Regions from separate parts of the Homo sapiens genome. Here region 1 is linked to region 2. A link is a loop called in an ENCODE intact Hi-C map of the cell type or tissue named here. Cell type or tissue: IMR-90. All regions are shown on one strand. Links, peaks and the distances in the headings refer to the core of each region. The heading gives the core; the rest is flanking DNA. Region 1 has its middle 85 kb from the start of LSM3. Region 2 overlaps SLC6A6 (solute carrier family 6 member 6).

Evidence for each region. Peaks named below come from ENCODE experiments on the same cell type or tissue, not always from the same donor. Only the 100,000 strongest peaks of a DNase experiment are listed, where the experiment ranks them.
Region 1: it touches region 2 in a loop (12-fold over the local background); 108 of 110 quality-filtered maps call a loop at or near these places.

Annotation. Positions count from the first base shown.
Region 1 is chr3:14,255,943-14,270,712 of GRCh38, forward strand. No RefSeq gene overlaps it. Among named protein-coding and RNA genes, the nearest start is that of LSM3, 85 kb to the left of the region's middle. RefSeq lists an enhancer at 10,754-11,393. In IMR-90, for the core only: a CTCF peak has its summit at 5,385 (motif pointing right); a DNase peak (open chromatin) is centred at 5,399; H3K27ac peaks cover 447 bases.
Region 2 is chr3:14,452,884-14,467,653 of GRCh38, forward strand. SLC6A6 (solute carrier family 6 member 6) reads left to right here. Exons shown (of 15, transcript NM_003043.6): 6 at 5,067-5,199; 7 at 13,633-13,767. Among named protein-coding and RNA genes, the nearest start is that of SLC6A6, 58 kb to the left of the region's middle. RefSeq lists enhancers at 6,488-6,988, 7,474-7,995, 7,996-8,517, 8,518-9,039, 8,843-8,892. In IMR-90, for the core only: a CTCF peak has its summit at 9,026 (motif pointing left); a DNase peak (open chromatin) is centred at 9,018; H3K27ac peaks cover 815 bases.

The DNA of each region.
Region 1 (14,770 bases), core at 4,098-6,597, 200 kb before region 2:
AATCAATATATTGGACACTTGCAGCTCCCCAGCAAGCTCCCTCCAGCCTCAATTTCTCCATTCTCCAGACTTCTATCATTACAGATTAGTTGTGCCTAGGTTTGGTCACCATGTAAATGGAGCCACACAAGTTGTGTGTACTGTGTATATACACACAGGATATGTGCACTCTTCTGTGCCTGGTTTCCTCTGTTGAACACAAAGCCTGTGTGTTGAATCCATGTTGTGTGTAGCAGCAGCCTTTTTCCTTTTGATGTGCTGTTAGCATTGCATTGAACTGCCCCCCACGTGTCTATCCATTCTCCTGATGATGGACATTTGGTCTGTTGCCAGTTGTGGCTATTACGCATCAAGCTTCTGTGAACAGGGCTTCTGAGGACATAAGCACTGATTTCAGTTGGGCATCTACCTAGAAGAGAATGTGCTAGGTCTTAGGGTCTATGTAGACTGAGTTTAGCATTAGAATACTAATATATAATATAATGCTGCCAAAAGTTTTCTGAAGTGGTGTTAAGTGATGATCCAAACAGCAATAGTTGAGGGTTCCAGTTGCTCCATACCCACATCCTCACTGTGCAGGCTGGTTTCTCTGGGAGCAGATTTGGCCATGGAGTTTGGATCTGGAGACAGTTATTGGGGATCCACACCTGTGAAGAGAAAAGGAAGGAACAAGTTGGGGCAGAGAGAAGAGCTGAGCTGTGACTCAGGCTAGACAAAGCCCCAGTTAACCTAGCAGGGAGCTGGCTGGCGTGAGTTCTGCCCAGCAGCGTGACCCACATCCAGTGGAAACAAAAGGCTGACCTCTAAGCCCTGCTGCACTCTGCCGCCTGATCTGGGCTGCCCCAGGAGGGCCATGACCTAGGGCGGGGTGGCTCTCCTAGCAGAGGTAGACCTTGGAGGAGCCGACAGCTGCAGGCCACCTGCTGACAGCAGTATAGCTGCCAGTGCACCACACCTGCTAGCCATTTTAGTGAGGAGTGTGATGGCATCTTCCTGTGACTTTAATCTGCATTTCCAAGATGTTAATAATGCTTATATGATAATTGGCTATTTAGATGTGCTTTTTGGTGCAGTCTCTGTTCACAGCTTTTTGCCCACTTTAAAAACTGGGATGTCTGTCTTTTTCTTTCTCTTTTTCTTTTTGAGACAGGGTCTTGCTCTGGCACCCAGGCTGAAGTGCAGTCACGTGATCACGGCTCACTGCAGTCTGGATCTCCAGGGCTCAAGCAATCCTCCCAACTCACCCTCACAAGTAGCTGGGAGCACAGGTGCCCCTACCACACCCAGCTATTTTTTTTTTTTTTTAATTTTAGTAGAGACATGGTCTCGCTGTGTTGCCCAGGCTGGCCTCAAGCTCCTGAGCTCAAGTGATCCTCCTGCCTCGGCTTCCCAAAGTGCTGCGATTACAGATATGAGCCACTGTGCCTAGCCTGTCTTTTTCTTATTAATTTATAAAAGTTCTTTGTATGTTCTGGATATTGGTATTTATTTTCATAGATGTATTTCAAACATCTCTCAACCTGTTTGGTTAAGAAATTTTTGTCTACCCCAGGGTCATGAAGATATTCTTGTATTTTATTTTCCAGAAGATTTTTTGTTTTAATTTAGGTCTATGATGGATCTCGAATTAATTTTGGGGTATGATATGAGGTAGGCCCATTTTTCCCCCATATGACTCTCCAATTGAACTAATACCATTTATTAAATATCACCTTTCCTCACTGAATTGTGCATCTTTCTTGTGAATCCAGGGATTGAACACGTGTGGGTTTGTTTCTGGGCTCCCTACTGTGTTGTATTGGTCCACTTGACTAGGATCACAGTATGCCACACTGCCTTCTTACTCTGGATTTAGAAAAAACCCTTGACATCCAGTACATTAAGTCATCCAGCTTCGTACTCTTGTGAGATTGCTTTACCTATTCTAGGTCCTTGGAATTTCCACATAAATTTTGAAAACAGCATGCCAATTTTCTTGTAAATACCTGCTGGAATGGGTTTGTATTAAACATACAGATCAATCTGGCAACTTAATATTGTAATAATATTAAGCTGGTCAAACAACAAGCAGGCTACAGTCCTCTATTTAGGTCTTCTTTAATTTCTCTACACTGTTTTGTGTCGTCATAGAGGTCTTGTGCTTCTTTCATTAGACTTACTCATAAGTATTTGATGATTATTTTGGTATTATTGTAAATGGCACCTCAAAATTTTCATTTGGTAATTGTTGCCAGCACATACACACTAAACTAATTTTTGTATGTTGATTATATCCAGCAATCTTGCTAAACTTACTCATTAATACTAATAGGTTATTATTGGATTTTGGATTTTTTCCATATACAATATTATCATCTTAAATAATGAGTTTGTATGTTTCATTTCAAACTTTATTATTTTTATTTTTATTTCTGCCTCATCGAAACAACTGGGCTCTGCTGTATAATGTTGAATAGAAATGATAGTGGCGGACATCCATTTCTTGTTCCTATCCTTAGGAGAAAAGCATTCAGTATTTTACCATTAATGATGATGTTAGCTGTGTGTGTGTGTGTGTGTGAGCGTGCGCGCACACACATTTCTTTGATGGAAACTCTTTATCAGATTAAGAAAGTTCTCCTCTGTGCCTCTTTTGCTGAGAGTTAAAAAAAAACATGAATAAGTATTGAATTTTAATGAATCTTTGCCCATATGTATTGATTTTCATTCACATCTTCAGCTGCACCTCTCGAAAGCTGGAAAGTGGTATGTGGCTGGTGTCAGGCCAGAGGTTTCAGAGGGAGTCCTGCCCCTGTGGAGACCGGATGTGACGGTTACAGGAGGGCCGGAATGGGAGACAGCCCTAAAGGCACAAGTCAGCCCCAAAGACACAAGTCAGTGACACTGACGTGATCACGCACCTCGGTCCTTGTGAACTCCTCTTCTACTCACTCCCAGCAAGCACTTGGGATCTGTTTTCTGAATGGTAACTAGTGCCATGCATATAACCCTGTGGCAGGAACTGTGCTAGGCATGATGGGAGGGCACAGGACATAGCTACTGCCCCTCCAGGGCGCTGGGGGTGTCTCCATGTATCACACCATCCTGCAGTTCCTAGGAGGGCCCCAACTCTGGGCTAGAGCTACAGGCCTGTGTCCCTTGCCTCCACCAGCCCCGCAGCACCCCCTCCCTGCCCCCGCCAGAGACCAGGGCCCTCAGGAGCAGTCAGACCGACCACGAACAAACAGGGCAAGAGCAGTGGAAAATGCCCCAAATGGTCCCCACCCTCACCCATCTCTCCCCGCTGGTCAGTTGTCTTGTGGATTCTTGGCCTTCCCAGTGCGGTCTGGGAAGACTTAGATGGTTTCCTTCCAAAGCCCCAAGAAGCCAAGAACAGGAGCTGCTCCAGGCCATTTCTGTCCCTGGGTCTCCTTTCAAAGGATTTCTGGGTCAATGAAGACACAATGTGGCTTGTGGGCAGTCAAGAGAGAGGGCCTATCGTTGTTTCAGATTTCTGGCTTGGCTCAGAGATTCAGACTCTCCAATTCCCACACTAGATGCCTCAGTCCACTGGGATAAAGGCCTTGCCTCCAAAGAATGGCCATGACATTTGTTGTTTCTGCCGTGTCTGCTCAGCCTCCCTCACTGTCTTCCATAGCAAGCCTCTGTTCCAGCCAGCTTAGTGTGGAACTTAGGAATTTTTGGGTTATAAATGATAGACACTCACGATAAACTAGCCCAACTCCTAAAGCGGGGATTTATTGGTTCACAGATCTAAAAAGCCTAGGAGAAAATGGCCTCAGGTTGGGCTGGATCCAGGTGCTCAAACACTGTCACCAGGAATGTGACTGTCTCCATCTGTGGCTCTGTTTTCTCCCGTATGGGTTTTATTATCTTCCTTTGTGGTGGCAAAGATTGGGCTTGCATCCTTCCAGCTTGACAACTCTGTTGGAAAGACAACACTTTTTTCAATAGGTGCAGCAACAATCTCAGGAAAGGCTCTCATTGGCCCAGCTGAATTCACACACCCATATCATGAGAATCAGCCTCACTAGAAACACATGATCTGAGGATGTGGGAAATGTGCATCCTCAGAGGAAAAAAAATGGGTGTTACAACCAGAATTAAGGGTTTTAAACAAGCAAAATCAGTAGGTGCCACCTCTTCTAGCTGCCCTGCCACCTCTATGCCTTTGTTCAAGTTTCCCTTTCTGGAATTCTGTTTGCCTTCCTGGGCTCAATGCTTCCTTTTCTTCAAGCTCCCCCTCCCTTAGGAAGCCTTCCCTAGCCTTTGAGCCTCCCCCTGCTCTGAACTCACCATGTGCCAATGGTCTAGACATTTGATTTTATTTTAAAATGAACATTATCTGATTTTTTTGATCATAGCAAAATAATACTTATTTCCCAAACAAATCAGAAGATACAAAAGTGAAATCCTATATCACCCACAGAGCCTGCTCTGAGGAGGCGGCATTGTGCCCAGGTTTGAGTAGAAATTGGCAGGGATGGGGCAGGGCCAGGATTGTCTCAGGGCCGGGAACCAGCAGTGGGTGGAAAGACCAGGATGGGAAAGAACTCAAAAGATTTGAGGACCTGAAGGAGCCCAGTGAGCAGGAGCAGAGAGAGAAGGGGTCAAGGGTATGGAACAAGGTTGGCTTGAGGGTGCTTTTACTCTAGTGAGGCAGGAAACTGCAGGAGGAGTTTAAGCAGGGAAGCAACATGATCCAGCTGGCGCTGGGGCCATTCTCCGGGCTGTGTACTGGAAAATGCAGAAGGGCAAGGTTGGAGGCCCCTGCAGTCATCCAGGCCAGACATGATGCTGGTCCGGCCAGAGGTGGTGGTCGTGGAGAGGATTACAAGCCGGTGGGCTTCAGAGACAGAACTGACTTGGCGATGCGCTGGTGTAACAGTCAGGGTGGGGGACATGAGGCTGAGTGATTTCTAGGTTTCTGGCTTGAGCAGCCATGTAAATGGGGTGCATTTACTGCCATGGGAAAGATGGTGAGTTGGGGACATTCTCTCTAGATGTGAGCCCGAAATGGATCTATACTTACATTTTGCATAAGTTGCATGGTGACACTCTGATTCCTGCTCTCTTCCCCACTCAACTGAGCATCTTTCCATGTCAGCATGGCACTCATGGCACTTATGACAATGCCTGCACACTATTCCCGAAGATGATATCCCATAATTTCTTTAACCAAGTCCCCATGGTGGACACATAAGTTGTTTCTGTAGTGCCCATTTAGGACTTGATTAGATTCCATATTACAATTTATTTTATTTTTATCGAATTATTTGTTTCTCAATCATTAGTCCCTTTATCTTTTCTCCAGCTTTCCCAATTTCAGGACCTGCAAACTTGTCTCCAAGTTCCTGCCCTCGGTGCCTTGCACTCTGGCCACTAGATGGCGGTGTTGCATAGGGTCCCCGCTGGCTCCAGTCCACAAGAGACTCCACTTAGCAGGACGCCTGACCTCCAGACTCCGACCTCCACCCAGCAGGGCAAGACCTTCCCTGGAGACCCATGGGTGGACCTCCCATTCTCAGTGCCCAAAGAATTCCTGCCCTAGGTGTGACCTGCGGCCCATTTGTAAACGGATGGCTTTGCTCTCCCCTGCAGAAATAGGTTGGGGGTTGAGGGACTGGCGTTTTTGGCAATGGCTTCTGAAATGTGGTATCCCAGTTGCCTGTGGTGCCTGAGATGGTTCGAGGTGCCAGGAGCTACGTTACCAGAGCTTATTTGGTCGGTTTTTAGAAAAATAGAATTTGTCCTTCAAACCCACAGTTTCATGTACTATTATTATTTAGAATGAGATTAAGTCCAAAGAAAAACTTTAAATTAAATTTAAATGTTAAATGTAAAGAAAAATAGCAGTACGGATAGAACATAGAGAAATCACTGGATTCACTGCAGATTGCTGGCTTCCAGCTCAGTCTAAATGGGAAATGTTGATGGCTTCATAAAATCTTAGAAGGACTGAATTTTAAAACTTAGACCCTGGAGAACATCACACCTAGAAGGAGAACCTTAGAACCACAGTATCTTTGCTGGCATTTTCAAAGATAACGCCATCTTAATCAATACTTTATCATCTTTATCTCCGTACTTAAGAAAATGATCTTGCAACTCTGAGAATCCATAACAGCTTGGGATCATAGTATTTTGGAAGATTAGACTTATGGAATCCTAGACTTCCAGAACTTTAGTGTGAAGAAGTCCACACTAAGGTCAGGTGGAAGAGGAAATTACAGTTGGAAAAGAGAGATTGAGGTCCTGCAGAATGGTGGCCCCTGAGGCTCTCACCTTCTTCCTCCTGCCTCCTGTCTGACCCTTCACCCCAGTGTGCTCAGGGCTCCCACTCTGGGCTCTGCTCCCAGCAGAGAGCATCACCCAGGACAGCTGTCTTCTCTTTAGCAACACTCACTCCCCCATCTCCTTCCTGGCACTCCTCTATGCTAGCTAATCTGACAGCTTAATGAATCCACACTGCCTCAGACTGATGGGCAAATGAGTGATTTATGTGAAGAAATGACCTCCCCCTCAAGTAATAAGTGCTTTCTACGGAATGTTGCAATCTACATGGTGGTGCTGATGGTGACATTTGAGGCAGGATGGCCAGCAATGAGGAAAATATCATGGCATCTTTGGATGTTTTTCAAATCATCACCTACTAGTGCCTCCATTTTTGCTTTTTATTTCCACCAGGGATTGCAGAGATTGGATTTGGGATTGCAGGGAGAGATATCCAGAGGAAACTTGCTTCTGCTTCTTTTCTGATCTCAAAGTTCAGATGTCCAACTAGAGACCAAACTCATTAGCTTCTGGAGGCCTGAATATTTACAACTCCTTCCCATCTTTCTTTCTTTTCTTTTGAGACAGGGTCACACTGTCACCCAGGCTGGAGTGCAGTGCTGCAATCATGGCTCACTGCAGCCTTGCCCTCCTGGGCTCAGGTGATCCTCCCACAGTTAGTGGTGGTGAATCCACACAGGTCTGCAGCAAACTCAGTTCTTGCCTCCTCAGAAGAAAGAGTCTGACCAAAGTGCATAAGGCAGAGTGAGAGACTGAGGAAAGTTTTAGAGCAGGAGTGAAAGTTTATTAGAAAGTTTTAGAGCAGGAGTGAAAGTTTATTAGAAAGTTTTAGAGCAGGAACGAAAGGAAGTAAAGTACACTCAAAAAGAGGGCCAGGCAGGAGACTTGAGAGGTGCAAGTGTATGGTTTGACCTTTGACTTGGGGTTTTATACATTGGAGTGCTTCCAGGGGGTCGTGTCCCTTCTCCCCTGATTCTTCCCTTTGGGTGGCTGTCCACATGCACAGTGGCCGGCCAGCACAGTGTGTTTACTGGAGTTGTGCACGTGCTCACTGGAGGTATTCTTCTCTTACCAGTCTAGCATTCCTAGAGGAAGTTCATATACCAATTAAACCCCACCGTTTTGCCTCTTAATGCACATGCTTGAGCCCACTCACCCAACTCCTGAGATCTTATCAGGAAGCGGCTGATCACCAGCTTCAGGTGTTTCTATCTATTGGGAGACCGGCTTTCCCAGCACTGGCTGTAACCAATTATCATTATTTTAGAGGGACAGTTAACAACCGCCTGACCGTCACCTGATGGTCACCTCACATTCCTGATCCGGAGGCAGGGCCCTCTCCTGCCCTGCTCATGTCTGACTAGCTACCTACTGTAACACTACCTCAGTCCCCTCCCCCAAGAGCTGAGACTATAGGAACACACCACCACATCCAGCAAATTTTTGAATTTTTTTGTATAGATGCTGTCTCAATGTTGCACAGGCTGGTCTCAAACTCCTCAGCTCAAGTGATCCTCCTGCCTTGGCCTCCCAAATCCTTCTCATTTTTCAAGACTACTGAGATGTCACCTCCTCTGGAAAGCCTTCTGGGATTGTTCTTCCTAGAGAGCTGAACATCTTCTGAGGACTTCGTATCAGCACCATGCATTTGTCTGCCAGCTGTACTCGCTGAACTGTGTTCACTAATAACCACTGGGGAATGATTATTCCCCAATGTCTTTCTAATGTCTTAGAATTCGTGACCTAGGGTTTGCCAACCTGAGGGCCCATAGCGGCCAGTTCAGGATGTCGGGGACTGCAGTAAACCAGAGGATTTATCCGGTGGTCGCTCCTTATTTTGGCCAGCAGGGCCGTCTGGAAATGACAGTTCAGTGTTGCCAAATCTTCTACCAGTTTTGAAACACTGACGATATGGTTTGGCTCTGTGTCCCCATCCAAATCTCATGTTGAATTATAATCCCCAGTGTTGGAGGTGATGCCTGGTGGGAGGTGATTGGATCATGGGGCGGACTTCCCCATTTGGTGCTGTTTTTGTGATAGAGTTCTCACGAGATCTGATTGTTTAAAAGTGTGTGGCACCTCCCCTCTCTCTTCCTCGCACTCTGGCCATGTGAAGTGCCTTGTTCCCCCTTCGCCTTCCGCCATGATTGGAAGCTTCCTGAGGCCCCCCAAGAAGCAGATGCTGCTGTGCTTCCTGTACAGCCTGTGGAACCATGAGCCAAATAAACCCATTTTCTTTATAATTACCCAGTCTCAAGTATTTCTTTATAGCAATTCAAGAATAGACTGATACAGCCGATAGTTATTTTTACATAAAAACCTCTCCTTCCAGGCAAATAAAGCATATCAACAGATTTATCACTGGAGCCCAGGACTCTGGGAGGCTCTGCTTTAGGTCCTTGTTGGTCTGCATGCTTCTGGGTGCTTGGAGTCATGCATGACAAGGGTGGTCCTTAGCGGACACTGCTACTCATTCACCTTCTGCCTGTCGGAGCATCTGGAACCTTACATTATTGAAGGCATGTTGCAGAAGTCAGGTGCGTCAGTTTTCACACATGACCCCCAAATTCTTTGATGTTCCTTCCATCAGGAGGCAGGGTGCAACCTAGCCCCTCCTTCCCCTGGAATCTGCAGCCTGTGGCTGCTTGACCAATGGAGTATGGCAGAAGAGCCACTATGACAGCTTTGGGATACTGGTTCTCAGAACCCAGACAGGCCCTGAGGAAGCCCAAGCAGCCCGTAAGGAGGCTGAGTGGAATGAAACCAAGACCCTCATCCCACCCTTATCCTCCCCTGAGCTCCCCCTCATAGCCAGCCCCAACTCGCCATGAGTGCACCATCTTGGAAATGGTCCCCCCCGCCAACCTGTCACAGCTGACACCACACAGAGCAGAGATGAGCCTTCCCCTCTAAGCCCTGCCTGAACTGTGGATTCATGAGCAAAATCAAACTACTAAGCATGGGGGTTGTTTGTCACACAGCAATAGATAACTGCAACATCCGTAGACCTGGGCTCCAGTACTGGCTCCTTTTGCCCCTGACTCTGGTATCTTGGACCCCTTGCCTCCCCACAATCTCAGCCTACACACTTAAGAAGGGAGGGTTTGGTCTGCTCACAGTGTGGAATGCTGTGATGTCTATGCAGCTGTGGGGGTGTGAAGTGGCATCCCCACCTTGGAAAGCAGTTGGGCATCATCAAGGGAAGCGCAAGACGCCCTGACCCTGTGACCCAGCCATTGCACTCTGAGGTTAACTCTGCACAAGTGCTCTGGAAGACAAGTTCAGCTGACTTGAGGGCAAACAACTGGAGACGGCCTAGGAGTCCATCCTCGGGAGAAGGGCTTCATGCATCGTGGCTTATGTACAGACTGCAGATGAATGGATTCACGCTCTGTGCAGCCGTGTGCAGGAGCCTCCATAACGTGATGTTGAGTCAAAACGATAAGCTGAAGGGTGACTCATCCAGCATAGTCCCATTAAGTTTGAGAGCAAACAAAACCAATGTTTATAGATACAGATGTATGTGTGAAAACAAATATGGGAAGGTAAACTCCAGATGCAAGGAGTTAATTCCCTCGGGAGGGAGACAAAGACAGAAATGCAATCAGAGAGGGCTGCCTGAGGGCTCTGACTATATCCCGAAAATGATCAGTGAAGGAGGAGGAGCAGGACCAGCAACCTGTTAGAACTGGAGCTGGAGCTAGTTGTGGTAGCAGACATCTGTAATCCCAGGGACTCAGGAGGCCAAGGCAGGAGGATTGCTTGAGGCCAGTTGGAGACTAGCCTGGGCAACATAATGAGACCCTGCGTCTAAAAATTAAAAATAAACTAGCCAGGTATGATGGCATGCACTTGACATCCCAGCTACTTGAGAGACTGAGGCAGAAGGATCGCTTGAGCCCAGGAGCTTGAACCTGGAGCAAATTGTAATTACACCACTGCACTCCATCCTGGGCAACAGAGCGAGACCCTGTCTCTAAAAAAAAATAATAAAATGAATTAATTAAAATAAAGAACTGGAGCCAAGTGAGAAATCCACAGGTGTTTGTTACATTACTTTCTGTACTTTTCTATATGTCTGAAATATTTCATAAGTAAAAAGAACAGATTTTCCAAATGAAGAGTTGAAGTCAGTGGTGAGCGGGGCCTCTTCCAGTTTTCTGAGTCATGCAGAAGCCTCTGGCAGTTCTAGAGGGTGCATCTGCGTCTCCCACTCTTCCAGCGCAAGCCGGCTCCATATTACGCTCCCAGTCCTAAAACAGAATGACTAACGTGGGATTCCCACCGTGGCGAGTGTGTGTGCATGTGTGTGTGCGCATGCACTCTCCCAGGGAATCTCCCACCCGCCTCCAGGCTGGCCCGCAGCCTCTCTGCCTTCTGTACATCTTCCAGAGTGGCCATGTGGGAAGCAGTCCACGTGAGAATGTCAGTACAGGGACTGAGGAGGCTGGGCCTTGGGGGGCCCCCCTGGCTCCCTGGCCTAATTGCCTCTGACCTTGGGTTTTGCATTCCTCACTTGCAAAGTGTATACAAGGGTAGTGTATGAATCTAAGCTTTCTTCTGGACCCTCACAGCCTCTCCATCTCTATGCCCTAGACAGCCTTCCCCACAATGAGATAGCAGTAAAAATGACAATTGCAGCTGCTGTTTACTCAGCACCAATAGTTGATTATCTCATTTAACCCCCACAACAGACCCCTGATGGATGAGAAGGCTGAGGATCAGCGAGGCCCCGTGGCTTGTCCCAGGAAACACAGTGGAGATGCAGTGTTGCTGGGGCTTTGAGGAGTGGAGGGAGGAAGGCTACCGTTGCACTGGCTTCTGCCCACCCCAGCCTTTGGCCACCCTGCCCGAGATGCCTCCCTCTCAGCCCCCGGCTCTGGATTTCCACCCTGAATCCTTCCCTAGCTCAGGCTGGATGGGCTTTGCTGGTTGAGAGTTCTGGGAGCCGGGCCCAGGGAAGCTGGGGCAGCTGGCAGAGGCCCCTAGGTCCCACGCACACCAGGGCTGCCCAGGGCCTCCAGCCGTGGAGGCAGGGGCAGTGGATAGAAGAGGACACGGGGCTCTCTCTTGGGAGCTCTTCCCACCAGAGGCCTCTGCTTCAAAAATTCGTGACCCACCATTTCCATGGTGGCCTCTCATGGGGCATCTCCACACCCACAAGTCACCTGCCATCATCTGACCCTCGCGACACCCTCAACAGGCAGGGCCATTTGTGAAATCTTCTTCCCAGAGGAGGAAACTGGGGGTCAGTGAGGCCCTGTCTCGGGTCACCACTTCCCAGCCCCTTGAAGAGTTGTCGAAAGTGAGCACATCTGTGCCCACCGTCCCCCAAAGCCTCTCTGCCTCTTCCCCAGAGGTCCCCGCGATCCTGATTTTTAACACCATAGGTGAGTTTTGCCTAGTTGAAACTCCATGTAAATGAGGTGGTCCAGTCTGTACTTTTCCTTCCCTGGTTTCTTTTGCTCATCACTCTTGGAGATCCCACGCTGCGTGTGACTGTAATTGCTCTTGTTCCTAGCTACATGATATTCCGTGCATGGGTGTGTCACAAGTTCCCCTGACACCTGCTGACAGGGGTCTGGGCCGTTCTCAGGTTTTGAAGCCAGCTGGCTTTCTGCAGCTCCTGCTGTCCCCTGCCTGAGCCCTGGAGCCTGGCAGCAGCCTGGGTCGGGAGCAGGTGTTGCAATGCTCCTCATTTTAAAGAAGGAATCAGAAGGCAAGTAGAGACAGGAGCCATCTGCCAAGGTGGGAGCTGGGGTCTACCCGGGAATACCTGCCTCTAAGCCCCAGCCTTTCCCAGCTCACTAGATCACTCCCGCCTCCCCTGCCCCAGCCCAGGGCTGCTCACATCTGCCTCTTTGACAGTCATCTTTGCCATTGGGTGGCCCTGTGTGCTGTCTGCCTGCCCTTCCCCAGCAGGATCCATGAGTGAGTCTGTGCCCGAGGCCAAGCAAGTGCTCAAGACATTTGTCATCCGCCCATCCTGCTGCTCCACCCCTGTGTCCTGTCACCTCAGCGTCCAGGGCCTGGGGCTGGTCAGGAGGCCTGAGGTGTTAGAGGGCTACAAAGTCAGGTAGGGCCTTGGGCAAGTCTCTTTGCCTCTCTGTGCCTCAGCTTCCTCCTCTGTACAGTGACATTGTTGAGAGGATAACGTGAGTTAACCCCTGAGAGGTGCTTGGCTGAGTGCCTGGCCTGCGGTGAGTGTCCACGGTTGTGGAGGCTGTGATGCCTACCCCTTGTTGCTGTTGTTATAACACAGGTGAAGAAGACGTCAATTCCCAGGCCTGGCCAACCTCAGCCCAGTGCCCTCCCTGCCCCATTAATTGTGTGTGTGTGTGTGTGTGTGTGTGTGTGTGTGTGTAGAGCCTCCCTTGAGCTTAACAAAATATTGACTTCCTGATAAAATCCTTGTCCCTAGGCTACTTTCCCTCTCCTTACTGAGCTGACCCTTCAAGGATCTCAGAGCCAAACTGATGGCTCCACAGTTCCCCCACTGCCTTGGGTCCTACTCTTAGTTTTTAAGACAATTAAATTTAAAAATTTACATGGAGATTGCTATGGTCTGAATGCCAAATCCATGTGTTGCAACCCTCATCCCCAAGGTGATGGTGTTGGGAGGTGGAAACTTTGGGAGGTGAGGAGGTCATGAGGGTGGGACCCTCATGAATGGGATTAGTGCCCTTATACAAGAGGCCCCAGAGAGCTCCCTTGCCCTTCCCACCATGTGAGGACACAGCAAGAAGGCACCATCTATGAATAAGACAGCAGGCTCTCCCTAGGCACCAAGTCTGCTGGCACCTTGGCCTTGAACTTTCCAGCCCCAGAACTGTGAGAAATAAATTTCTTTGTTTATAAAACCACCCAATCTATGGCATTTTGTTATAGCAGCAAGAACAAACTAAGACAGTGGTAGACACCTGCAGTAAAAAAGTCAAAATTCTCAGAGGAAAACTGGAAAATCAGGCTTTCTTTCTCATCCTTGTGCATTTTCGGTTGCATCTCATGTGGCTCCAGTATTCCCAGTTCCTTCTGTATCTTTCCAGAGATATTCTATCATACACAGGATGACTCCTGCATTTATCTTTCACACAAATGGTATTCTCTACATACCTTCTTCACCTTGCTATTATTTTTTACAGCAAGAAAAAAAAATCAAATTGAGCGAAACAGTCCCAAACCATTTCTACTTTAAAAATTTTTAGTTTGCAACAGTTTAAGACCCACATGAAGTTGCAAAAATAGTACAGAGTTCCCATGCACCTTTCACCCAGCTTCTCCCAGCTCCCCTAGTGCTAACATCTTACATAATCATGCTACATTGTCAAACCGGGAAATTGACATGGGTACAGTATTACTAAGTCAGACCTTATTTGGATGTTACCAGTTTTTACATGTAATAATTGTTTTGTTTGTTTTTGTTTTCTGGTGCATAATTCTCTGAAACTTTCCCATGTAGATAGATTTTGTAGCCATCAGGCTGTAGAACTATTCCAAGCACCGCAAAGAAATGCCCTCATGTTAACACTGTAGAATTGCACCTTCCCCCAACCCTATCCCTAGCAACCACTGATCTGTTCCCCATTACTATAATTATGTCACTGTGACAATGTTACATAAATGGAATTATATAGTATATAACCTTTTGAGATTGGCATGTTTTGCTCAGCATAGTGCCCTGAAGATCAACTCAAGTTGCTGTGCTTATCAATAGTCCATTCCCTTTTATTATTGTGCAGTCTTCCATTTCATGGGTGTCCCACAGTTTGTTTATTCACTCACCTGCTGAAGGACATTTGTGCTGTGTCCAACTTTTGGCTGTTATAAATAAAGCTGTGATAAATGTTCATATAAAAGTTTTTGCATAAACCTGTCTTCATTTTTCAGGGATAAATACCCAGAAGTAATAATTGCCAGGTTATATGGTAAGTGTGTGTTTAACTTGATAACGAACTTTCCAGAGAGGCCATACCCAGAAGCAAGTATGAGGACTCCAGCTGCCCTGCGTCCTTGCTAGCACTCGTCATTGTTCCTGTTTTTTATATTAGCCATTTTGATAGGTGGTAGTGATATCTCACCATAGCTTTAATTTGCGTCTCCCTGATACCCGTGATGCTGAACTTCTTTTCTTGTGCTTATGGATTTGCCATCCCCAGATCCTCTTTGGTGAAGTATCTGTATGTGTTTCTTGCCAGTTTTCTAATTGAAGTGTTTGTTTTCTTACTATTGAGTTTAGAGTGTTCTTATACATTCTAGATACAAGTCCTTCATCAGAGATCGGATTATTTGCAGATCTGCAAAGACTTCCTCCCAGTCTGGGGCTTGTCTTTCCATCCAGAGATTTTACATAGTGAACATTTTTATTTTCTTGAGACAGGGTCTTGCTCTGTCACCAGGCTGCAGTGCATTGGTACGACCACAGCTCACTGCAGCCTAGACCTCCTGGGCTCAAGTGATCCTCCTGCCTCAGCCTCCC
Region 2 (14,770 bases), core at 8,077-10,576:
GCCAGAGGCCCTCCATCAGGCTGGAGCCGTGCCTTCCTCCTAGGCTCCTCCAGACCCCCTGGGAGCTCGGCACGTATCATTAGACTTTATTAGAATCAAAGAAATGAGTCATATTTGCAAACAAGGCCTGCTCAGCCAATCTTCCCCTGCAGCTGTCGGAAAGAGGAGGCGGTGGAGAAAGGCTGCACGGCCCCGTGCTCTGGGCGGACGGGCCCTTTTATAATTGTTGCCTCTGCTAGTCTCCAGGGGAGAGCCATGGCCAATAAATGGCTGGCGTGCAGTCAAAAGGAAACGATTTGGCCCGCTAGGAGGACGTATTTACATCTCTGAGTGCCGGCTGGACGGCAGCAGGGCGGCCGACTCAAAACAGACGTCCAGGCAGTTCTTTTTTGGATCCCACCCTGGAGTGAATCATTACTATTCTTGGACAAGAATGCAGCTTACCTCGGAGTCTCCTCCCTCTGTATGAGACAGACGAGGAAGCTGGGGATGATGGGGCCCTTGCCAAGGCCAGCACCATGCCCGGCACATGAGGTGGCTGGCCCCAGGGTGGCATCAGTAAAAAGGAACCAGGTCCATGGCTGATTTCTATCTGAGTGATTTCAGGTGCATTCCTGAACTTGTCTCAGCCTCAGTTTCCCCATCAACCAAATGGGTATAATTAATTTACTCAATTAATGTCAGCTGAGCACCTATTAGGTACCAGGCACTGTTCAGTGATCAAGACAGACATAGACCCTGCCTTCTTGGGACTGACATTTTAGTGGGACAGGCAGACATTAAATAGATAGCACATGTACAATTATAATATAAAAGCAATAAGTGATGAGAAATAGGCTCAGGGCAGGGGAAGGACAGTGACCAGGGATGTTTTTTACAGAGGGTGGCCAGGAACAGCTGCCCTGGGGATGTGGCCTTTGAGCAGAGACCTGAAGGAAAGGAGCGAGGGAGTTTTGGAACAAGTGGCTGAGGGAAGCAGTTAGGTCCAAGGCCTTAAGGCAGGATCGCGTTCGACCTGTTCAGGGAATGGCCCAGATAGCAGCTAGGGTGGCTGAAGGAGGAGGAAGTGATGCTGCAGTCTGGGGGATGAGGGTAGGGCTTGGGCGCCCGCACCCGCAGCCTGCCCAGAACACTTCCCCTTTACACCCGTTCACCTGTGTGTTTACTAATTGGCACCCCCTCGCTCTTAAAAGTGAGTCTGAATGGCAGGGTCAGAAGGGCCGTGTTGGCCGGGGAGCGGGAGCCCTGGGAGGACGTGGAGCAGAGGAGGGATGTGGCCTGACATAGGTATTGATAGATTCCCTCTGACTTGTTGGGGCAGGAGTAGAGGGAGGAAGACCAACGAAGAGGCTGCTGGAAATCATCCTGGGGGCGTCAGGGGCCTGGACAGGGGCAGAGACTGTGCTGGGAGAGCTGTGTTAACACTGTGGGGAGCCTGTGCAGCTTCCTCCTGGGGTACTTAGGAGGCACAGGTGAGTGGCAGGGCGCCATGGCGTTCCCTCGGCACGACACTCTACAGTTTACTGAGCACGCCCTCACTGCTGGGTAGGGATTGGCTGGGATCCTGATCGGCTGCTTTCTGGCTGGGAAGACCCTGGAAGTCAGACACGGAAGGGACTGTGGAGGGGCCTGCCTGAGATTCAGCCTGCATGGCTGCCCGAGATGTCTTTGGAAAGAATGTCGGTTGCTCTGGCCCTGAGCCTGTGTCAGGCTGTGTTGTGACAAATCCTGATTGATGAGATACATTGGTTTCAGCCCTAGTATGTTCACGTGGCCCGTTATAAAGCTTTTCAAGAATTTAAAATAACTTTTATAAAGGTGATATGTGCACATTAAAAACATTGAAATAGTGCAAAAATACTTTGCAAAGTGCATCCCCCTCCCCCACACAGGCAGCAACTGCCACCAGCTTCTTGTGTGTCCTGCCAAAAATAGTGTGTGTGTATTCAAGTACAAATGTGTCTCTGTCTCCCTCCCTCTTTACACGGTAGGGAGCATGTCTCATGCACTGTTCTTCACCTTGCTTCTTTCCTGCATTTTGTCTCCAGGACCGAGCTCCTTAGTAGGACACAGAACTTTCCTGTTTTACACCGCTGCATTGTATTCCAGTGTGTGCCTGCTCCACAGTTTACAAGCTCCTCTTGATGGACATTTGAGTCATTTCCAATCTTTCACTCTACAGACAGCACTGCTTGAGGGGGGTACTATGTCTCTGGCCACCCATGCAGATGTAACTATAGGAGGTAATCCTAGGAATGGAATTGCCTGATCAAAGCAAACGTCCCTGGATGGCACCATGAGGTCCTACAAAGGGACTACCACCAGCAATGGAGAAGGAGGCGGAGGACTCATTTTCTTTGTTGTAGACTCCATAGCTGGTCAGCTGCCCCGAACAAGTCAGTGTGGCAGCCTCCCATCAGTATTGGGCACCACTGGTTTGACCAGCATGGTGGTAGGAGAAGGGCAGATGCTGTTAGATGAGCTGGCTGCAGGCTGGGTATGGTCAGAATCAGGGCTCTGGAGTATTAAGCTTCTCAGCCAGCTTGCCCTGAAGAATCAAAGGAAAGGCTGTCTTGTGACTGGGCATCTTATCAGCATATAAAGCCCTTGTCCTTGGGATGTCCAGGGTCTGGTGGGCAACACAGACATTTCCCCAGCGTGGGACAGGACAGCGGAAGACAGACAGGGGCTCTACAGTGAGTCTTCCAGAACCTCAGGGAGGCTTCCTTTGAGACGGAGGATAGTGCACCTGGTGGGCCTGGGAGATGGTGGAAAGGTGCTCTTCCTCCTCTCCTGGTGCTGCCCATTCACAAGGAAGTCTTGGGCCACTGCCCAGCCTGCCCTGGCTTTCACTGAAGGTGCTGAGCCCTGCAGAATGAGGAAAGGCTTTTTGTTTTAAAGCCGTGGCAGGCGCCAGATCCACATGCTTGGCAGGGCCCCAGCTGGGATGTGGTTGGCCGCCAGCCTGCCCTATAGGGATGCCCCCTGCCCCAAGGTGCCAGGTGATCCCAGCATATAGCAGAGGACTGAAGAGATTGTTAAATCAGCATATAGCAGAGGACTGAAGAGATTGTTAAAATTTAGGCTCTGTTTTCTCTTAAAACCAGACCAACAGTGTAGTGGAGTAGAGAGAGCACTGGTTTTGGAGTCAGACAGGTGTGGGCTTGGGGTGGCAGCTCTGTGTCACCTGCTGGCTCTGTGACCATGGGCAAGTGGACCCACCAAGCCTTCATTTTCCCTATCTGTAAAATGGGGTGAATGGCCTCTACTCCTGGGATCAGATGAGATAAACTGAAAAGGCCTTGGAAAGCAGGTGGTTGCTGGTAGCTTTTATTTCGTCCATCAGCATTATCATGTTGACATCCCTGGTGCCAGGGGGAGCCCACTGATGTCGCTGTGACCAGCAAGAAGAGGGCAAAGAAAAGCTGTCCTGTCTTATGGCTGTTAGTGGGAGTATTTCACGGATCGGTCCTACAGTGACATGTGAACTTGCTGTCCTCCCAGTTGAGTCCATTCATTCACTCATTCACTCAACAGGTCTTTATTGAGGTCCTCCAATGGGCCAGATGCTGTTCTAGGTGCTGGGAACACAGCAGTAAACTAAAGAAAGGCCTTGCTTGAATACCAGTTGAGAAGGGAATCTTGGATTTATTCAAAGTCCTTATGTTGAAGCTTCTCTAAAAAAAATAAAATAAAAATGATAAAGGGTCTAGCCTGGTGTGTGTTCCGAGAACCAGAGCCCTGACTGTGGGGGTAATCCCACGGACTGGCTGAAAGCTTGGGATGTTCCAGAATGCTTCCCCAAGAGCATCCTGGGCAGGAGCTGTTATTCTCATTTTACAAAAGGGGAAACTGAGGCACAGAGTCACACTTCACTCCCTGCCCCTCCTGCATGGGAGTGTGACCTTCAGACAGGGAGCTGACTCCCATTAGAAGGAAACTCAGCTTCTTCCAGGGGTTCGCAAACACCCTGGAGCATGCAGACCCTGTCTCTTGTGGCCAGCAGCCTGTGGTGGACAGGTAACCTGGGAGGCCCAGTGGGCAGGGCCGATGTCTCTGTTCTCAGCGTGGCTGTCCTCGATCACTGTTGCAGCAGTCAGAGCTCTGGGACCATGGGTGCCACTTCTGGGCATCAAGTTTCATGGCCTGGGCTGTCAGTACCCTGCATCGCCCTGGCCTGCTTTCAGATGCTGTCATCCATAAGAATGTCTGGGAGTAGGTACTTGTGTGCTTGTTTAGCAGGGCAGCAGGAATCAGCTCGGATTGGTGGGAGGCTTAAGTCTGGACTCCAAAGACCCACGCTCTGCCGTGTCATCCTGGGCAGGGTTGGTGACTGTCCCGTGCCAATTATCCTTAAAACCGTTTACCTGCCTCTCTCTGAGACCCTCAAAACCCTGGCAGGGCAGGGGAGGAAACCAGCATTGCTTAGGTGCCGGCTGTGTGCCTGAAACTTCCCTGGGCATCTGAACACCACAGTTAACATCTGCAAAGGTTTATCAAGTGCTAGCTGCATCCCAGACCCTGAATTTAGGACCTTGTGTGACTTACATTTTAGTGAGAGATCCAGGTTACACAGGGATGAATAAAATAATAAGGGACAATATTGGGGGAGGGCAACACTTTATAGACGAGGAGCCAGAGGTCTGGGAAAGTTGGCTAACTTCGTTCTGTCAGTGACGGAACAAACAGTAGAGCTGAGAATTGAACCTAGTGTTTGGCCCACGGTTGGCACTGAAGAAGGTTCTGCTGAAGTCCCAACAGAAAATCAGTGCCCATTTCACAGATGAGGAAACTGAGGCTCAGGGGTTCCTTAACTTGCCTGAGGCCAGACTAAGTTGAACCTGGGTTTGCCTGAATCTGGAGTCTGAGTCTATCCTTTTCTTTTCTTTCCAACAACTCTGTCTCAAGACAAATGGGGATTCCTGGGTTTGGAAAGGTGAGGTGACTTATGTAAATGCAGCGCCTCAGGTGGGATTTGACCCCCAGCCTGTTAATGTCCGAGCCTTGGCTCTCTCTACTCCAGGGCCAGGCCCCTCACTGACTCCTGGCTCTGTGTTTGCTTCAAGGCGCAACGTGCTGAGCTTGTCCCCTGGAATCGACCACCCAGGCTCTCTGAAATGGGACCTCGCTCTCTGCCTTCTTTTAGTCTGGCTAGTGTGTTTCTTCTGCATCTGGAAGGGCGTCAGGTCCACTGGGAAGGTAAGTTGGACTTCTGTCCGTCCCCTGCCTCCTGGAGAGCTGTGCCAGGCTGGCCCTCTCCCCCACTTCCCGCCTGCAATTAGCCACGCCCCAAGAGGGAGGTGGCCAGTGGTGGCGTGCTGGTAAGCCCGCCCTCTGGAAAAAAGTAAAACTCAGGTTTGTTGTAGCGTTTGTCCATTTCATGGTGTCAGTGCTCCCACCATGTTTGCTTTCAAGCTGTCCACAGTTTAATGACCAGCTCACAGAATTCCTGAATATTGAAGAGCCAGGCTCTCAGGAGCCTACACGAGCTAGCCCCATCCACCACAGCTTTCTCATCTCAAGGTATTGGCAGTCAGTGCAGATGGTAGCAGATAACTAATGTTGGGCTTCTAATAAATAGGTTAGCTGGTAACAGGAGGTTAGCCAGCAACCGTGGTAAGAGCCATTAGCCACAGCATGGACCCTCGCTTTGCAGAGGGGGCCACAAGCATTCCCATCAGCATTGCAGGGAGCTTCGTGGGCCTGCCCCAAACCTACAAACTCCAAGGCTGCGTTGTAACATTATCCCCAGATAATCCAAGAGCACTTTATGGGTTGAGAGGCACTGGCTTAGATTTTAGCTGCTAAATCAGATTAACTGAGTTATAACTAACATTTCAGCCGGCACCTCCAATGTTAGTTGTTCAGGAAAGCGTTAGCTGATAATTAAATCATCCACTCATGGCCAGGGTGTTAGCTGTTAACCAAAGTATTATTCATAACTGGAGTGTTTGCTGCTGATTAATATGTCACATAGTGACTAGGATGTTAGTGATTAACAAATGTAAAATGTTAGCTTGTAATTTTAAGGTTTTAGGTATAACTGATACATTAGCAATAGTGGAAATGTTAACCCATAACTGAAATGTTACCTGTTACTAATTAGAGCTGAACTGTTCCCTGAAAACCTAGACACTGGCTGTTGTCATGGCTTTGCTGATGCCAAAGGCTGGTGCGGGGGTATGTTGTGATCACAGGTGTGAGCCTGAACCCAGGGCCCTAAGCTATAAAGAACAAAGGCGTTTGCTCATCTGCCTTTAGATAGTGCCCTGTCAACGCTTTCCCCAGTGACTCACATCCCAAAAGAGGGAACGTCTCTTTAAGATCAAAAAACCCCCAAAAGTCAAAGGAGCGTCTTAAGGTAGCATTCCAGATGGAGCTGTGGGCAGTGACCTTAGCTGCCCCAGCCACACAGTGGAATTGAGGGTTGAGGAATGTGTCTCCCTGGATAAAGAGCCCCCAAAGAGGCAAAATCATAGATTTGTAGAGATCCAAGTAATTATTCCAGTCACTTACCCTGCAAGACCTGGGACTCCAGGGTTGCAAGAGGTAGAATGGGGGTGATCCTGTGCACCCCCCTCCAACACACACAGTGCCCTCTGCTTGTTTCTTGGGGCAGAACCACCCTGCCATCCTGAAGCCAAGGGTGGAAGGGAAGCAGTCCAGGCCTTGGACACCTGCCCGTGCCCACCAGTGAGCACGGTCCTGCCCGGAACAGGCGGGAGCAGGGGACATGGGTAACTCCTGCACCTCCTTGGAGAGCACCTTCACTGTGCTACCCCGGTTCTCTGTCTCACAAGCACACCATTTTATTCCTTTCTTTAAACAATGAGAAAACTCAGGCTTAGGGAGGTCAAGTGACTTGTCCAAGGTCACTTCCTCCTCTCTGAGCCTCAGTTTCCTCCTCTATAAAATAGGTGATAGTAGGGTTAAAATGAGGTGTGTTAAACACCTGGCACAATGCTTGGCACAGACGGTTCTGTAAATGCTAATTCTCTTCTTTTTTTTTTTTTTTTTTTTTTTTTGTAATTTGAGGTGGGGTCTGGCTCTGTTGCCCAGGCTGAAATGCAGTGGCTTGATCTCAGCTCACTTTCTGGGCTCAAGCCATCCTCAAACCATCCTCCCACCTCAGCCTCCTGAGTAGCTGAGACCACAGGCACATGCCACCATGCCCTTCTTCACTCTGCCTCAGTTTCCCCACACAGAAGTGAGAAAGTTTCTGTGGAGCACTGGTCCTGAGCAGTGCTAGAGACATCATCACTTACTTACGCACTAGTATTTTTTGAGCCTCTACCGTGTGCCAGGTGCTTTGTAGAAACAGGGCTGGGGGACATGCAGTGGTTCACAAAACAGACAAAAATTCCTGTGCTCCAGGAGCTGATGGCCTGGCAGGAAGAGTCAGGTTGTAACAAAACGAATGGGAAAAATATATAGGAGTCAAATGGGGATGCGAGCTATGGGAAAAAGTCAAGCAGAGAAGGAGAATGGGGAGTGTTGGGAGCAATTTTGAATAGGGTGGCCAGGCAAGACCTACCAAGAAGGTGACTCTAGGCAAAGATGTGAAGGAAGTGAAGGGCTGAGCCAGGTGAGTATGTGGAGGGGAAAATCTCCAGGTAGAAGTGACAGCCTGTGCAAAGGCCCTGAGGTGTGTTTGACCCAGACCCTTGGGGAGCACCCAGTCTGATGGAGGAGGCTGATGTCCGCCAGGGACAGTGAGCAACTTTTGAGACATAATGCAGAATACAGGAGAATAGTGTCAAAGCCAGAGAGAGGGTGCCAGGCTGCAGCTGTGGCCGAGCAAAGACGTGATCTTCCACGGGTCCTCCCTTCTCACCCTTAGCAACAACCTCCTTCGTGGGGTGGCTGTAGGCCTCCCAGGGGTGGGCGTGATTCCCAGAACAATAGCAGAGCCTGGGCCAGGCCAGAGAAGCCAAGACAAACACAGTCAGGCTCTGTGAACTTCCTCAAGCCCCATGGCTGAGAGGCTGCCTGCTCGCTGGCCATGGCTTCCAGCCCTGGCCACAGACCAGGTTTGTGGCTGACGTGGGGGCTGGGCCCACAGGCAGCAGATGGACCTCATCCTGCCAAGGCCCTGCTCTCGTGTCTAGTCCAGCAAGGAGGAGTTGGAGGGTAATGGAGGGAGAGCCCCAGCCTGAGAGGCTCAGGATCTGAGTTCAAGTCACTTTGCCTCTCTAGGTTGCAGTTTCCTTTTTTGTAATTTTCACTATTCCAGGAAGTTGAAACTAGGCTGCCATTAATCCATTCAACAAATAGTGATAACGGTGGCGAAAGCGCAGTAGCCTGTGAGTGCCGGGCAGCATTCTCAGTGCTGCTAGGTAGCTCATTGAATCCTCCTCATGGTTTGGAGTATGTGCAGTTATTAGTCCCATTTTACAGATGGGGAAATTCAGGTTCAAGGAGGCTCATTACCTTGCCCAGCATCCCACAGCTTGTCAGTGGCTGTGCTGGGATTTGGACCCAGGCGGCCCCACTCCCGACCTGGGTGCCCCACACTCTTCCGCCTCTTGTGCCCACCCCCGTGCCAGCCTGAGGATGCAGTAAGTAGGGCGTGTGGCAGGCATGTCCCTGCTGTCACAGAGTGGGGTCTGGGAAGGGGGCAGAGATCCAGACACTCACACAGGAAGTGCAAGCCCTGCAGACGCACAGGGGAGGAGGCCCCGGAGTGAGCATGGACATTCACTGAGGCTGGGGCTCTTCGCTGTTGGCCTCCGGAGCAGCTCTTTTTGCCTGGTTAAAAACAAAGCAGGGGGTAGTCAGAGCCAGGTCCTTTTAGCTCTGGATCCCCCAGACTGCATGACTTTGAACAAGGCCCTTTCACTTTCTCAGCCTCACCTTCCCCTTATGTGAAATGAGTTAGTGAAGCCCCTCACCAACAGCCAGGGCGCTGAGGATCCTTAGGGCCTGCCTAGGATCTCTGGGATCAATGGCGAGCCCTGCTGCCCAGGCCCTTACCTCCCAAAGGATGCCTGGCTCCCCCTGCTGCTGCTGCTGCCCAGACACTTACCTCCCAAAGGATGCCCGGCTCCCCCTGCTGCTCAGCCACCCTCTTTTCTACTGCCCAGAGGGGATGGAGAAAAGTTGTCCTTGTGAGTTTCCTGGACAGTTGGGCCACAGGGCTTTTGGGTCTAGGGCTCAGAGGAGCCACGGAGGTTCACCAGCAAGAGTGGAAAAATACCACGTCCCACAGCAAGGCCTGCTGGGCCACCACCAGAGGCCCCTGGCAGCAGCTAGCACCAGCCTGTCCCTTGGGGATCCCGGGGGAGCCACAGAAAAGTTGAAAGCATGGCTCTCAGGGGCTTGTCCTCGGAGCAGCAGATTCTGCAAAGCAAGGGTGGCTTTCAAACCTGCTACTGTAAACCAAAACCCATCTGAGACAGGGGGCTCGATGAGCTTAGAGGTTTATTTTGCCAAGGTTGAAGATGTGCTCAGGAAAGAGACTGAGCCACAGTAGGATCTGTGGCCTGCACTTTTTCCAAAGAGAGTTTTGAGAACCTCAGTACACTAAAGGGGAGGCCCAGCACAGTAGCTCACACCTGTAATCCCAGCACTTGGGGGAGCCGAGGAGGGCAGATTGCTTAAGTTCAGGAGTCCGAGACCAACCTGGTCAACATGGCAAAACCCTGTTTCTACTAAAAAATACAAAAATTAGCTGGGCATCGTGGCGCGTACCTGTAGTCCCAGCTACTCAGGAGGCTGAGGTAGGAGGATCTCTTAGGCCCGGGAAGTTGAGACTGCAGTGAGCTTTGATTGCGCCATTGCACTCTAGCATGGGCGACAGAGACCGTGTCTTAAAAAAAAAATGTAAGGGGAAACAGCAGGAAGGGACAGAGGAACAGGTAATTCAGGTAATTATGCACGATGTCTCTCAGCAAATCTGCATTTTCCATAGGGTAGAGAACACACACATTTTCCATAGGGTAGGGTGTGTACACACGGTGGAGGAAGGAGACACATGCCTAGATGTGTGGGTGGATGGCTCATTTCTTGTCTCTTTGTCCGGCACCTGTGAAGATGAGCTGTGAGTTTACATTGTCAGGGTGAGGGAGGCCGCCTGGGGAGATACGTGGCCTGTATCTCACAACTCTCTGCTGAAGAACAGAAAGCAGGCCGGTTTTGTGCGTGTGTGTGACTCACTTCCCAAGCTTAACTTTTTCCTTCTGCATAGTGAGTTTGGGGTCCTGAGATTTTATTTTCCCTTCACACGGCTGAGGTGGCGTGACCAGGATTTGGGGAGGAACAATGACACACATCCCAAAGGTGTGGGGACCTGACACCAGCTGGCCTGGATCCATCCCGCATCCACCACCAGTAACTGTGATTGCAGGCAGGTGCCCCCACCTCTCTGGGCAGTCTCCTCATCTAGAAAATGCAGGTGAGGCTGATGCCTGGCTCTTCTCAGTTGTCTGAGGATTAAATGAGTTAAAACTCACGAAGCCCTTAGCTGAGTGCCCCGCACAAAATCCGCACTGCATAAGTGCTTGTTAAATAAACTAACTACGTGAAAACAAAGAAAGCCACCTCCACACCCCTGTCCCTGACACAAAGCCCTCTGGTCACAGACCACTGGGTTGCTTGGCCCAGTGGAGGCCTGGCTGGCTTTGAAGTGGCCGCCCTCTGGAGACCCCTGCGGGGCTGCTGTCAGCAGCTATTGTTCGCCAGCCCGGGTGTGGCCCACAAAGGGCCCCAGAGGTGGGAACTGGTCGGGGCGCCTGGCCGCCTGTCCGCCTGTCCTCAGGAAGGGAGAGGCAGGTTGGTTTTCTTTTTTCACTTCTTTCCCCCCTTCTGTGGCTTCCTGATGTGCCCCCGCCCTCCACGTCTGCCTTCCCATCCTCGGGAAATCATGTAGGCTCCTGGCCTCAAGGAGAAGAGATGACGGTGGCTGGAGAAACTGAGGCCTGGAGGAACAAAGGACGCCCGGGGGCAGAGGCAGCAGTAGGGCCCAGCCTGTCAGTGTCGGAGAGCCATCCTGACAGTGCCGGCCAAAGAGGCTTCTTGAATGCTCACCGCAGGCCAGGGGCCATCGAGCAAGGTCAGCGTTCCCTTATCCTCAGTGGACAGATGGGGAAGCTGAGGCCCAGGTCACCAGCAAGGGGTGGCAGAGGCAGCGTGCAACCCCTGGTAGAGGTGGCTCCCCAGCTGACCCACAGCCTCTCTACCCCTCGACCTAGAGTGGCAGAGTGGGAGGCAACCTCAGAGCTCCTACGGTCCCAGCCCTTTACTTCCTGGTGGGGAAACAGTCTAGAGCGGACAGCGGCTTCCTGGAGGTCTCATGGCAAGCCAGCCTCTAAGCTTGGCTTCAGACCTGAGGGCCTCCCTACTGGCTGCCCTCTGGTCTTGGGGAGAATCAGTAAACTGCCAGTTGTGGGAGGCTTTTTGCTGGTCTGCTATGTGTGGGCTGTGGGGCAGGTCCCCATTCTGTTGCTTAAGCCCACGTGACCCTGGGCAAGTGATGGACTCTCTCTGGGCCTCAGTTTTATTGTTGCAAAATGGAGATAGTAATACAACTTACCTCAGAGGGTTAGGGCACGGGCCAGTGAAAATAGACGTCACAGCATTTGGAACAGTGCTAGGCACACAGTAAGTGCTCAATAAACGCTGCCTAGGGGTTGTTGGGCTGAGGGCAGCTGAGCTAAGCAGGCCCTGAAAGCTTCCTTTTTGCCCTTTTCCAAAGCCCCTTTCTCATTGTTTCTACTCAAAGGGATCATGGCCACAAGAATTTGCTCTGTCGAGGGTCGTGGTGCCAGCTAGGTGAGGTTTGGGGCTCTGTCACTATTGGTCAGTGTCTGTTACATACTTGGGCCCCAGCAGTGCCCTGGCACTGCACCCCCAACTCCATGGGCACATTTGTCCTGTTCTCTTCATCTCAGTTTCCTCTCCTGTAAAATGGGTGCATTGACTGTGCAGTGGTTCCTCCAAGGTCCCCTGATCCCCAGATGCGGCCCAGGGCTCTGCCAACCAGTCTCAATGTTTCAAGGTGGCCACCATGAACTTTCTGCATGTCGAAGTAAAACACTTCATGCCTTTCTGCACAGAGGTTAGCCCTCCACAGGCTCTGGGTTCAAATCCTGGATTCCGTTGATGCCCTGGGCACGTCCTTAAAGCCCACCAAGCCTCAGTTTCTCCACTGTAAACCACCGTCCTGGGGGGCATGGTGAGGATGAAGTGGGCTTGTGCCTGGGACGTTCCTACTCAGCCAGTGCCCTGCCTGAAACACTAGGATCGAACTGTCCATTCAGCCAGGCACCTTCGAACTCCTCCCAGGCATAATCTCTGTCTGGAAACTCCTTGTGTTGAATAAGATGGGAAAATCCATCCATGAGAACTGAAGCCACAAACAGCGCTTGCAGGACAAGAGGAGAGAAGGTCTTTGGGAGGAGATGGCCACATCGTTTCTAGTCCCCACCTCACACCTGATCTTGGCCTGTCTGGAACATGCAGTGTGACCCAGGGAAGGCCATGGGTCTCCCAGAGGCCCGGTGAAGCGGGGAGCCTTTCCTATTCCCAGTTAAGGGCCTTTGAGAGGCCTCATTTTCTTCCCTGAAGGTCTCGTCCTTCCAGCAAAATCAGTGTCAACAACAGGCCCTCTTTCTGGAGCACCTACTGAGTGGCAGTGTTACAAGCATCATCCTATTGAATCCTCAGCTCACCCCTTGTTGAGGGGCTTCTATTACTCTTATCTGAATTCTACTCATGAGGAAACAGGTCCAGAGAGGTTAAGCAATGTGCCTAAGATCACACAGCAAATGAGGGGACGGAGCTGGGATTTGAACCCTTGCTTATCTGATCCCTAACCATAGGAATCATACCAACATTGTAGTTAGTTGTTAACTAATATGACCTGCATGCAATGGGCACATGCCATGGTTGGCAACCACTGGGCTGAGGCTTCTACACACGCACTTGATAGCTTACTCTCTGATTTTGCTTTTTCCACCTCTACGCCCTGGAATGTCAGTTCCACGAAGGCAGGGATTTGTTTTCTGTCTTATCCACCACTGTATTTTGTGCTTAGATGGTGCCTGGGACAAACTATTTATAGGATGTTTTTCATTTAATCTCAGTAAATCTGTGAGGTGGGCTGGCGCTGTGGCTCATGCCTATAATCCCAGCACTTTGGGAGGCTGAGGCAGGTGGATCATTTGAGGCCAGGAGTTTGAGACCAGCCTGGCCAACCTGGTGAAACCCCATCTCTACTAAAAATACAAGAATTAGCTGGGCATGGTGGTGGGCACCCGTAATCCCAGCTACTCGAGAGGCTGAGCCAGGAGAATCACTTGAACCCAGGAGGCGGAGGTTGCAGTGAGCCGAGATCGTGCCATTGCACTCCAGCCTGGGTGACAGCGAGGCTCCGTCTCAAATTTAAAAAAAAAAAAAAAAAAAAAAAGAAATCTGTGAGGTAGGTACCTGTATATACCCAGATTACAGATGAGGCAGCTGAGACCCAGAGTGGTTAAGCAATGTGCCAAAGGCCGCACAGCAAGTAAGACAGCAAACCTGGCTCCAGAACTCCTGATCCTGACCAGTGCTCCCCTCTGCCTCTCTGAGAGGATGCTCAGACTTAGCAGCAGCAAGTGATGCCCATGGCCTCCTGAATCCCTCTCGCCCTTGCAGGTCGTCTACTTCACAGCCACTTTTCCATTCGCCATGCTCCTGGTGCTGCTGGTCCGAGGGCTGACGCTGCCGGGCGCGGGCGCAGGCATCAAGTTCTATCTGTATCCTGACATCACCCGCCTTGAGGACCCACAGGTACTGTGGGGCTGGGACACACCATCCTCCCTCCCATCCAGGGCTGGGCCGGCACAGGACAGGGCAGGATGTAGAGGCCACTGGCAGCACATCTTCCGTGGTTCTTCAGTGCACAGGTCTAGCTGGGCCACCGCCCCCTGGTACTTTTCCACCGGGCCTGTGGCGGGTGTGCCTGTCCACGGTGCTGATGGACCTTTCTAGCTGTGTGCATCTCTTTTCATGTCAAGGACGTCTGAGGGTGGCCACTTAGAGAGGCTGCTTTAGGCCCTGCACCAAGGGGGAGAAATCTTCTGATGAGCAAGTCTCCCGCTCGGACCCAGCTTCTGCCCACTGCAGCCACAAGGGCTGCTGCATCCTGGGGATGGGAGAGTCGGGGCCTGGAGAGCTGCGGGCTTCCTTGGCTGAGGGTGGAATTCAGAGTTAATGGCCTTGGAGGGTCCACGGGCAGATACCGAAAGCACACCTTCTGGCACTCAGCCTTGTGACCTTGGGGAGGTGGAGAAAGCCCTGGGAGATTTTCTGGGTTTGTTTGAGGACCTGAATCCCCAGGGCCTTCCGGTTGCTTCCCAAGGGCCTGTGCTCTCCTTCCCCACCACCCTTCCCCCTGGACAGGACACAGTTGTGAGAGGGGTTGGCCAGCCTTGGAGGACAGCTGGGAACGAGCTGCTTAGTGAAGATTCTGGAGAGCAGCTTTGCCTGCATAGTTCCTTGGGACCTCCTTCTGCATTCTAACTCGGGGGTCTGCAAACAGTAACAACAATGGTGGTGACAGCAGCCTTGACTTACGGGCTTGCCATGTAACTGGCACTGGGCTGAATCGCCACTCTTTGAACCTGGGAAATAGCTCTATGGGGTAGGGCAAAGGAGCCCATTTTATAGATGTGAAAACTATCTATAAACTGCAGGAGTGATATTTACTTGCCCACTGTCATTCCAGGGTTGGAATCCAGATCCATCTGCTTCTGAATCCTCTTAACCCTGATGCTAGGTCGCTGGGAGGTGG